Linked DNA regions of Homo sapiens: all the other regions are linked to region 3. A link is an interaction called in ENCODE POLR2A ChIA-PET data of the cell type or tissue named here. Cell type or tissue: HepG2. All regions are shown on one strand. Region 1 has its middle 54 kb from the start of FST. Region 2 overlaps ITGA2 (integrin subunit alpha 2). Region 3 has its middle 3.6 kb from the start of FST. Region 4 overlaps NDUFS4 (NADH:ubiquinone oxidoreductase subunit S4).

Region 1 (2,500 bases), 51 kb before region 3:
ACAATGCATAAGACAGCTCCCTGTAACAGAATTATCCAGCCTCAAATGACAATAGAGCCAAGTTTGAGGTCATGTGTTAGGAGAGGGGGCTGAAGTAGACATTAGTACAAGAATTTCAGTATATCGCTAGGTTTCAAGATAACAGCTAGATCCTTCGGTCTTGGAGCATTCATTCAGCAGCTATCATGTGCCAGGCATTACTCTAGGTACTGCTGCCAAATTTATAATCTGATTGTCCTCCTGCCTAGATATTAGAAACATAGAATGCTGCAGCCCTGAAAGATTCTGACACAGTGAAAGATAAGCGTCTTCAGCCAGATATGTTCCTAAGCCTACCACATTACAGACAAATAAAACGCTGAACCCGTTGGAAGGCATGGTGTAGTTCACTCATTCCTGGGATCAACAGCAGCCATTTGGACCTGGTGGAGAACTTTCAAAGATGAATGCGGTGTCAGTGCCCTGAAGCCATCCAAGAACAACTAGACAGGCATCTGTAAAGAATGCTTTGCAAAGTGAAAAACGGCCACGTGGTTTCTTTTGTTGCTGTTGTCATTGTTCTGCCAAGTGAAAAGCAAATGATGCTTTAAATATTTCAAGAAAGAAAAATTTCCCTTTGATACTACATCTTACTTACTTTCACCAAAATGTCATCCTGTTAGGCTGGGTGCTATCAGGGACATATCAAAAGCCTCTTTTATCAGTGTTATTTCTACTTTGAACATATTCCTTTAATTTAAGTCAGTATGGCTGGTTTGTATTAAAATATTGGAAAGGTTCTTAGGTTTCAGACTGATAGTAAATCCATAAAAAAACAAATGGCTTTTCCATTTCCGGGAAATCTAATTAAATGTTGTGAAAACAAATGTGCTCTGGTGTGGCATATAATGGAATAATATCGAAGAATAAATCTTGGGTTTCTGTTGTTTGGTAAGCTCTTTGAACTCTGGAGAATGTGAGAAAAATACCTTCCCAAGCTAGGGATCTGGGAACAGGGAGATAAGGAATGACAAATACTCTCTCAAAACTACTCCAGATTCTCCACACCATAGAAACCTAAATCAAATTAACGGAAGACCTCTAACATAGCTCTCCTGCCGGGTGGCAAATTTTGTATCCAAGAGGTTTTCTCCTTATAGTCCCTACCAGAATCCTCAAGTGAAAAAAAAAAAAGAAAGAAAAAAGAAAATGTGTCTCAGCCCCTCCCCCACTACCACCACCTCACACTCAATCCAACTTGGTAATGGTGGATCCCACCACAAGATGGCGGTCATAGTTTATCTTTGTTTTCAGTGCTTATCTCGACAAAATATTTGTGAGGCTCAGTGGTGGTGCTTCAGGGGTCTCTTTGAAAGTACATGGGGTGTTGTAGTACTCCATAATCTACATGGGTTCCTTTCTTCCCAGCCCACATGTGATCTAAACAAAAACAAAGTGTTCGCTGTGTAAACACAGCTTCCAGGGAAATCCTCTTCCAACCAGAGGGCTGCTTATAAACCCATTCTATAACAGAAATTTGATGCCAATAGGTAGGATTTCTATTTTTTACCGAAAATAATTCCTTGTGACTTTTGTCTCACCATTTACAAGCTTTTGCATGTACTATCATATTTCATGGTTTATCATATTTCTGACACCCTCCCCCTGCCCTGGGGCCCCTTACTTAGCACCGTTTCAGAGCCAGAAAGGAGGCCTGTTGAGCTTCTCTGTACTGACCTGAGCAATAAATCCTGCCCACCCCGTATCTCCTTTCTGGCCTGTATCAAGGGGATTGTGCTTTAAAAGAAATAAGCCTACCTACTCTTCTGCCAGCCTAAATCCAAGGGGAGATCACTCTCAGTAAGTTTCATCCACCCATCTTGCTTTCCAATTGAAGAAGAGAATTAATTATCAGTGGCTTTTGTACAAGTTGACTTTTATAATTTACCATCAAGATGTACATCTGCCCTTTTCCTGGACATAAGTCAAGCACTTACTATCCTACTAATTCCCCCAAGTCTCTATAGTTCATCTTAAACTGCAGCACTGATGTGTTAAATTACTTCCCTGACATAACTGGCAGATAGCGATCTCAAATCTCTGGCAGATAGAAATCTCATTGTGAGCCTCTTCAGCTGGAGCGGCCTCCTCACCTAAGTAACATCACAGTTGCATCCTGTCTAGTCCTTTCTCATAATGCCACTTGGTGCAGCTGTGTCTGTGTGGCTCTATCTGTGTAGGTCTGAGTATGGCTCCTTGCATGTGTGTAGTGAAAGGTCATGGAAGCTGTCAAACAACTCTGATCCAATTGAGTGACAGCATCACTGCAAGTAAAGACATAGTGGGAAAAAAAAAAAAACATTCAATATTGAAATAATTACCTGAAAGACTGTTCTTAGTTCTTTGGCCTTCAGAACTGCTATAAGTAGTAATTTCTGACTTAAATATGTTAAGAGGCATATTTAAGCATAAAACACTAAGCTAAAACATAGTAAGCAACTTTCAATATATTGCGGGTTTG
Region 2 (2,500 bases), 470 kb before region 3:
GGTATCCTCAAGCCTCTCCACATGGTGCCCTCTGAGTAAGTTGACTTCTTGCATGGTGGGTAGGGCACCAAAGGCAACCATCCCAAAAGAAACTGGCAGAATGGATGGGCTTTTATAACCTTGGCTCAGAAATCACATAACTGCATCTATTCATCAAAGCAATCACAAAGTCTCACCTAGATTCAGGGGGAGGAGACTTAAGATTCCACCTATGGATGGGGAGTGTCAAAAGATTTCCAGACATATTTTTAAACAAAGTAGTAACTTAATAAACTTAATGGTCCTCGACCATTCATTGTTTTCTTTTTCTTTTTCTTTTTTAGAGACAGAGTCTCACGACGTTTGCCCAGGCTGGTCTTGAACTCCTCAGCTCAAGCGATCTGCCCTCCTCAGCCTCCCGAAGTGCTGGGATTACAAACTTTTGAGAGACCATGCGAGGCCCCATTTGTTGTTTAGACCAGTGTTTGGGCATGGATATTATTGACAATTGGGGCCAGATAATTTTTTTTGAAGTAGTAAGGTAGGCTGGGGGTGTCTGGTCTGTGCATTGTAGGATATTGATCATCAGCCCTGTCCTCCACCCACTAGATGTTAATAGCAATACACTACTCCAGCTGCCCTAGAGTGACAACCAAAAATATGCCCAGACATTACTAAATGTCCTCTGAGGGATAAAATTACATCCAGTTGAGCACCACTGCACTAAATGAACATATATTAAGCACATTTAATGTTCATGGCAACATAAAAGAGAACTCCAACTCTGGAGAGTAAGTTAAATCCCATCATTTTTCTGAGTAACTTTAGATAAGCCATAGGCAAACAATTCCCTACCTTGTTGGGTCATTGGGAAGATCGAAGGGGATTATAAGTGAAAAAGTATTTTTCATATTGTAAAAGCATATGGAATATTATTTAAAAAAAAATCAGTACACTTGGTATGCATCCATTTTTATCATCATTCATTTATTTAAGGGACCTTCTTAAGGGACTTTTATGGAGTGCCTATTGTATACCCACAGAGTGTCAGGCCTGGGGCACTGGAGGATTGAGGCAGCCAGCCCCCTTCCAGAAGCTCTTCTTTCCATTTCTAGCATCACCTGGACAGGAGAATAGTAGCACCTAGATCCTTAGTGACTGTAAAGTTTGACACTTAAAGCAAGGACTTTCTAAGAAAATTGCATCTTTCTTTTTTTAATAAAAGTAAGGGGAAATGTTATGCCACTGCATTCCAAAAGCAGTTGTAAGGGTCCTTTTGTGCTTTTGGTTTTTGCTCTAATGTTTTGTTTAAGGACTAGAGCCATAAACCAAACATTGCAGAACTTAAATCTTTACACAGTGTGTGGTCATTTCCAAAAGGCCTACAACTTCTAAGTTTAGTTGCTTTGTTTTTTTTTTTTTTTTTTTTTTTTTTTTTTTTTTTTTTTGGAGGGGGAGGAGAGGACTTTCTACTTGCATTACTGTCCTTTCAACATGAAGACAATGCTATTGGAAAATGAGATTTCCTGTGGTGATGTATGTGTTCAAAAGATCTAATGTGACCTATGATCATTTCCCGTTGCCATACACATTCTGAGTAATGATGAGATACACTTTAGAGTTTGAAGTCTATTTGCTTAGGTTCAGAGTCAGGGTCTGAGTAACCCCACTTCCTGTTTGTGTGACTTCCTGGAGGGTCCATGGAAGGATAATATTTTCTTGGCTTTTGTGGTGTGCTTCTCGTGTGTGTCAGCAAAATGCAGCAACGTGTCATCCTCCTAACCATTAGACAGCAATTTTCAGAAATGTGAATATAAATTTGCTCAGGATATACTTTTTATGTTAGAGATGAAAGTGGGGGCCAGGTGGGCAGATCACTGGAGGTGAGGAGTTTGAGACCAGCCTGGCCAATGTGGTGAAACCCCATCTGTACTAAAAATACAAAAATTAGCCAAGCATTGTAGCAGGTGCCTGTAATCCCAGCTAACAGGAGGCTGAGGTAGGAGAATTGCTGGAACCCGGGAGGTGGAGGTTGCAATGAGCCAAGATTGCACCACTGCACTCCAGCCTGGGCAACAGAGCGAGACTCTGTGTCAAAAAAAAAAAAAAAAGATGAAAGTGGGATAATAAATTGCTATGCCTTATTAAATTTCTCAAGAAGTGTGCCCCCCTCAGTAGTGTATAATGATACTAATCGTAAAAACAAAAAAAATCTACTAAGTACTTACCATTTGTTAGACACTGGGTTGAGAGTTTTATATGCATTGTCTGACCACAATGAGGTAAACATATACATGATATCTATTTTACAGATGGGAAAGGAATGGCTTATACAAAACAAGGAACTTGCTCAAGGTCACAGTACTATTCAAACCTCAGAGGCCAAGCTCTTAGGCACTGCGATATACTACTGGCTTTGCTCAGTAAATGGACCTTTCAGCTTAAAAAATGCTGTACATCACAAACTAACACAGAAACAGAAAACCAAACACAGCATGTTCTCACTCGTAAGTGGAAGCTG
Region 3 (2,500 bases):
AATTATTTACTAAGATTTATTTTAACTACTTAATTATGTTGAACTTGAATATATTAATATGGCTAGTTTAAGTGACTATGTGACAACTAGCTTAGCTGACTTCTGGAAACCCAAAAATATTTCTAAAATTAAAGGGGAAAGCAAGGCAATAAAAATGTTACACAGAAACAAGTAGTATCAAAAAGGAAGAGCTATCCATGATTGATCAGCTCTGTATAACACCAAAGCAACACTGAAAAGAGAAAAGTTCAAGTAATCCGTTGTTTTCTCAGTTATATATATATATATATATATATATTACATAAAACATATTTTTCTAATGATTTTTTAAAACCTTAATTGACCGGTAGTTTGGATATCTTGGGTAAACATTGCTTCTACGTACTCACATTTCTTAACTTTTTAGTTCTGTAATGATTCAACCAATACAGAACTACTGCCCCCATCCCCCTACTCAAATCCTTATGCTAGCCTATGAAGTTGCATAATGCCAAAGACTATGACACATTAAGTAACTGTTTTGTACCTAGAATAAAATCTGATTTTAAAATCATTTTAGCCTATTTTTCAAATGCTTAACTTTTGTTGTTTAATCAAGATTGATTATTTGCACTTGAAAATGTATTCATTTTGCAAAACACCTAACTTCAAAAAAAGCTTGACATTTAATCTTAAGGCAAAAAAAAAAAAAAAGCTACTCAGTTCATGACTTTCAAATAGTCTCTACATAACCTCACCCCACTCCCTCCATATTCTCTTTTTAGGTACTGAAATTTAACCAGGTCAGTTCTGGTCTCAAATAACAATGTCATATGAGTTTAAATAGCTATCTAGGGAGTTAGATTGAATCATTTGCTAAACTCTAATATTTTAAATTTATAAACTTCAGAAGGAAGACAGCTTTTGAAGCTGACAAAAGACCAATCAGAAAACAGTAGTCTTTTTGTGTGCTGCCCAGAAATTCAGCTACAAAGTGGTCCTATTGTGTTTCTCATAATTTACATTTTTATTTGGCAGAGCAGAAAGGAAAAATAAGAAGTCAAACTTGGAGGCATACAACAAAAATGAAAGGCGACATTTTTATTTTAAAATGTCCCCTTGACATTTAGATATCTACAAACCCAATATTTAACATTTACAGGCGATATAACAGTAAAAGAAATAGCAGCTGTTTTTCTGTGATGTCACTGAACAGGTGTGGTACCATTTCATACCACAGAAATGGGATGGATCTCTTGCTGATGCCCACAGAAAGCCTATAAGGAACCAGTATTGACCTGTGTCTCATTTCCTCAGTTATGATCTGAAAATAACCCTAGATGGCAAGAGTCATGGTGACTGATCTGTGCTGATTTGGAGCAGACATTCTCCCAAACAGATCAATACTATCCAAGGTGCAGCTGAAAAACAGGATGAGCTTGTATCACTAAACAAACACCAAGCTGCTTATTCAAAAGGGCAAAAGCAACACAGCACTTATGTTTTCCACAGTGTGTTTGCCAGTGACCTCAACCCTGACCTGCAGGGTCACCTTCTCTGGGACGAGAAGTAATCCTGTGTTGGGTCACCCTCTGGTACTGAGGGACTCCTATTTGTGGTGCCATTTTTTACAATGAGAGCTACTGTGTCTGCTTTGGCTTAGCCAAGACAATTACATGATGCCAAAACAACTAGTCAAGGCAGTCAATTTAGTCAAATGACTGGTCTGAGCATTTGGCATTACATAGACAAAAAATGAAATAGAAATGAAATTTTTACTTTTACCCAATCATACTGGAATTGTGAGGATACAACTTAAATTAATTTAGAAAGTTTTTGTGACATCAGTTGTTTCTATATACATAAACTAAAATAAGTATCTGGACAAACTAAATAGTTTTGCTCAAACATGGAAAATTTTTTGACTAGCCCCTCCAAATTGCTTCTATTCTAATCTTCATTTAGCTACACAGACCTTCCCCCAAAAAGGTAATCTTTGTGTATACTTGTATGACCCTTTTACATCAACATGTTATATGTACATATAGGAATGAACAAAATTAAAATCTAATAAGAACATACAAGTTATATCACTATTCTCCTTGCTATACGGTTATAAAATATGATGAGATTATGAACTTTAAAACAATCTTCCCAAAGATATTGAGAAAATAAATATGGATTAAAACGTGATTCTATATTTCTCCAGGCAAGATGACTTCATATACAACTAGGCATATAAGTAAAATTTAAATATTTTGTATAGTCCTAGGGTGGAAAGTCTAAGAAAAAGACCCCAGTTTCCAGAGGCTACTGGCCAATTCAGGACCAATAAATATATTTAAACTGGAGACAAATATAAAATCATGTAATTATGTATGATCATTGATAGCATTGCTGTAAGATCCAGTTACTTACCATCTGAGATCTTTTATGCATTTGGAATGTTTATTTTTCAACCTTGGATATACGGTTTGATACCTCTACCTTAAAAAGAAGCTGTGTCTCTTGCTGCCATTAA
Region 4 (2,500 bases), 100 kb after region 3:
ATGACTCAAAATATTCTTTATATGATCAGATTCTTTTTTTTTTTTTTTTTTTTTTTTTTTTGCAGACAGAGTCTTGCTCTGTCGCCTAGGCTGGAGTGCAGTGGCATGATCTCGGCTCACTGCAACCTCTGCCTCCCGGGTTAAATCGATTCATGTGCCTCAGCCTCCCGAGTAGCTGGAATTGCAGGTGTGCACCACCATGTCTGGCTAATTTTTGTATTTTTGTAGAGATGGGGGTTTCACCATGATGGCCAGGCTGGTTTCAAACTCCTGGCCTGAAGTGATCTGCCTGCCTCTGTCTCCCAAAGTGCTGGGATTACAGGTGTTAGCTACCACACCTGGCCTAAATGATCAGATTCTTAACCAGTTGATTCTCAACTGTGGTGGGAGAAAGGGAGGAATTCACATACCATAATCTTGGAAATGGCATAAAGAAAGGGTTTCACAATACATGTACTTGTGGTTGAAAATCATGACTTTTATTTAAAGATGTTGCCCATGTAAGTGATGCAGAGGCAGGAAAATACATTGAATCACTGGTTTAGACCATCAAACAATAAATCTTCTTTGAGAGGGTGTAGAGGTCAGAGATCTATTTAGAGTAAATGATGGAAGTTTTGGTGACTTTTCTCTAGAAATAGATACAGTCATATGTATAAAATCAGAGTGGGGGATTAATGGATCCCAGGCTTTGTAGCCCTTCCATAGATAGTATTAGGTCTTATACAGTGTTTTGTTTATACTCGTGTTCAAGTTCTTGTGTTAAACCTTTCTCACAAGTTACAGAAACCTAAAATCTCAGATGGCTGGCTTAGGCAAGAAGAGAGAATTGGTTTACATTACCAAGCAATGGAAAGGGTAAGGGTGCACCTAGCTAGTCTCAGGGACCTAAGCTAGAAAGCCACCAGGTTCTTTTTCTAGTTTGTCTCTGTCTGTCTCTGAATGACAGCTACTATTTCAGATTGTTTTTTTCCCATGTGGTAGATACTATAACTGATAGAAATTTCTTCAGGTTTATATCTCCATAGCTTTATTACCAGGGAGGGACTGAAAATCCCTTTCTCTGATACCAAGTTTAAAAATCCTGGAGAAATACTTGATTTGAGTCAGATTAAACACACTAAGGGTTTACAAAAAATACTCAATGTTTGTAATTCTTCTTATACTGCTGTATCGTATGAATATAGATCATAGGAACCTTGAGAGTGAGATGTAATAAAAGCTGGGACCTCCTAGTCAAAAATTTAGAACAGGAATATTTTGTGTAGTGTTATCTTCGGGAAACAAAGTTTGTGTATGTTTTATGGGTTAAACTATCTTTTTTCCTAATGAATTCTGAGACTTTGCTAATGTTTGTTCACCCATTCAACAAATATTTGTATTTCTTTTCTAGCTTCAAAGGCTGCATTTCTACAGACTTGAGTAGGATGTATGCTCTTGGAACATCTGTTTTGAGGATTAGCAGTGTTCAAGCAAAGGCCAAATACTCATTTCTCGGGGTTTGTGTAGGGCTTCACCTTAGTTTGTCTTCTCCTTGAGTAGAGTCTGAGACAAAGACATAAGCCTAGGTGGTTTATTTGAGAGCTTGCCTGGGAAGTAGGAGTGAGAAGCCTGGGGAGTGAGAGAGGGAACAAAAAAGTATGATGTTGCGATTGTTGCTGTGAGCAGTAGAGAAACCTCCTGAGCAGTGTGTAGAATGCTACCCAGTATTACCCATTTGAAAGGTGGAAGGCTTGACCATTTATCCATAAGTTCTCATTCCCTTTTGATTAAAGGTGTTAACTCTTTTGTGCTTTAAGCTATACTTGTGCTTCTGAAGATGTTGAGGCGTAATGGGCTCACTTGAGGTGGGATGCTAGAGGATAATGGGAGTATGAATTCCTGCAGCTGTGGCTGAAATGACACATGGGCCAAGGGAGTGTGACATGAGCTTCAAAGGTGTCTGTTACAGGACCTTATAACTAAAGAGTCTCTATAGTCTGCTATTTTTTTTTTTTTTGGTCCTAGTAAGGGGTCTAATATCTATTGTTTATTGTGCACTTAGGCATTGAGGTAATTACTTTAGATATATTGTTTCATCTCACTAAAGTAAACATCTAATTTTAGATGGTCTCTTGGTGATTATATTATAGTTTGATATTTTCCCAGGGTTGTAAAAGAATTCACCCGTATTGGAATTTGTTTTACTCACCTGTTCTGAAGGGTATGCCAAAGGATTTGGAAATTGAGGTCTTCCAACTCACTTAACTATAAATAATAATCTCATGGGAAGAGATAGTTTCTTCTATATAATGTTATGTTTAAGGAATTCATGATAGCAGAATATTCCTATGCTATGTGCCAGGGTAGTTGACCCGGGATTGTGTATAACATCCCAGCTAACAAAGATCAACCTACAGTTTTCTTTGAATTTGGTATCCTAGATGATCTAATTCTCCAGATGAGCATGTATTTTCTCTTCAGTGATACTGCCTAAAAGACTTAGGGTAGTTAAGAGAAT

What was found. Peaks named below come from ENCODE experiments on the same cell type or tissue, not always from the same donor. Only the 100,000 strongest peaks of a DNase experiment are listed, where the experiment ranks them.
Region 1: POLR2A ChIA-PET joins it to region 3 with 11 read pairs; 4 of 35 experiments call an interaction of 5 or more read pairs at or near these places.
Region 2: POLR2A ChIA-PET joins it to region 3 with 5 read pairs; 1 of 35 experiments calls an interaction of 5 or more read pairs at or near these places.
Region 4: POLR2A ChIA-PET joins it to region 3 with 5 read pairs; 4 of 35 experiments call an interaction of 5 or more read pairs at or near these places.

Annotation. Positions count from the first base shown.
Region 1 is chr5:53,424,940-53,427,439 of GRCh38, forward strand. No RefSeq gene overlaps it. Among named protein-coding and RNA genes, the nearest start is that of FST, 54 kb to the right of the region's middle. RefSeq lists an enhancer at 1,080-1,374. In HepG2, a CTCF peak has its summit at 1,258 (motif pointing right); a DNase peak (open chromatin) is centred at 1,272.
Region 2 is chr5:53,003,507-53,006,006 of GRCh38, forward strand. The region is part of intron 1 of ITGA2 (integrin subunit alpha 2); the gene reads left to right. Among named protein-coding and RNA genes, the nearest start is that of ITGA2-AS1, 14 kb to the left of the region's middle. In HepG2, no CTCF peak of the experiment used is centred here; a DNase peak (open chromatin) is centred at 1,545.
Region 3 is chr5:53,475,763-53,478,262 of GRCh38, forward strand. No RefSeq gene overlaps it. Among named protein-coding and RNA genes, the nearest start is that of FST, 3.6 kb to the right of the region's middle. In HepG2, no CTCF peak of the experiment used is centred here; DNase peaks (open chromatin) are centred at 468 and 1,459.
Region 4 is chr5:53,575,498-53,577,997 of GRCh38, forward strand. The region is part of intron 1 of NDUFS4 (NADH:ubiquinone oxidoreductase subunit S4); the gene reads left to right. Among named protein-coding and RNA genes, the nearest start is that of NDUFS4, 16 kb to the left of the region's middle. In HepG2, no CTCF peak of the experiment used is centred here; a DNase peak (open chromatin) is centred at 1,414.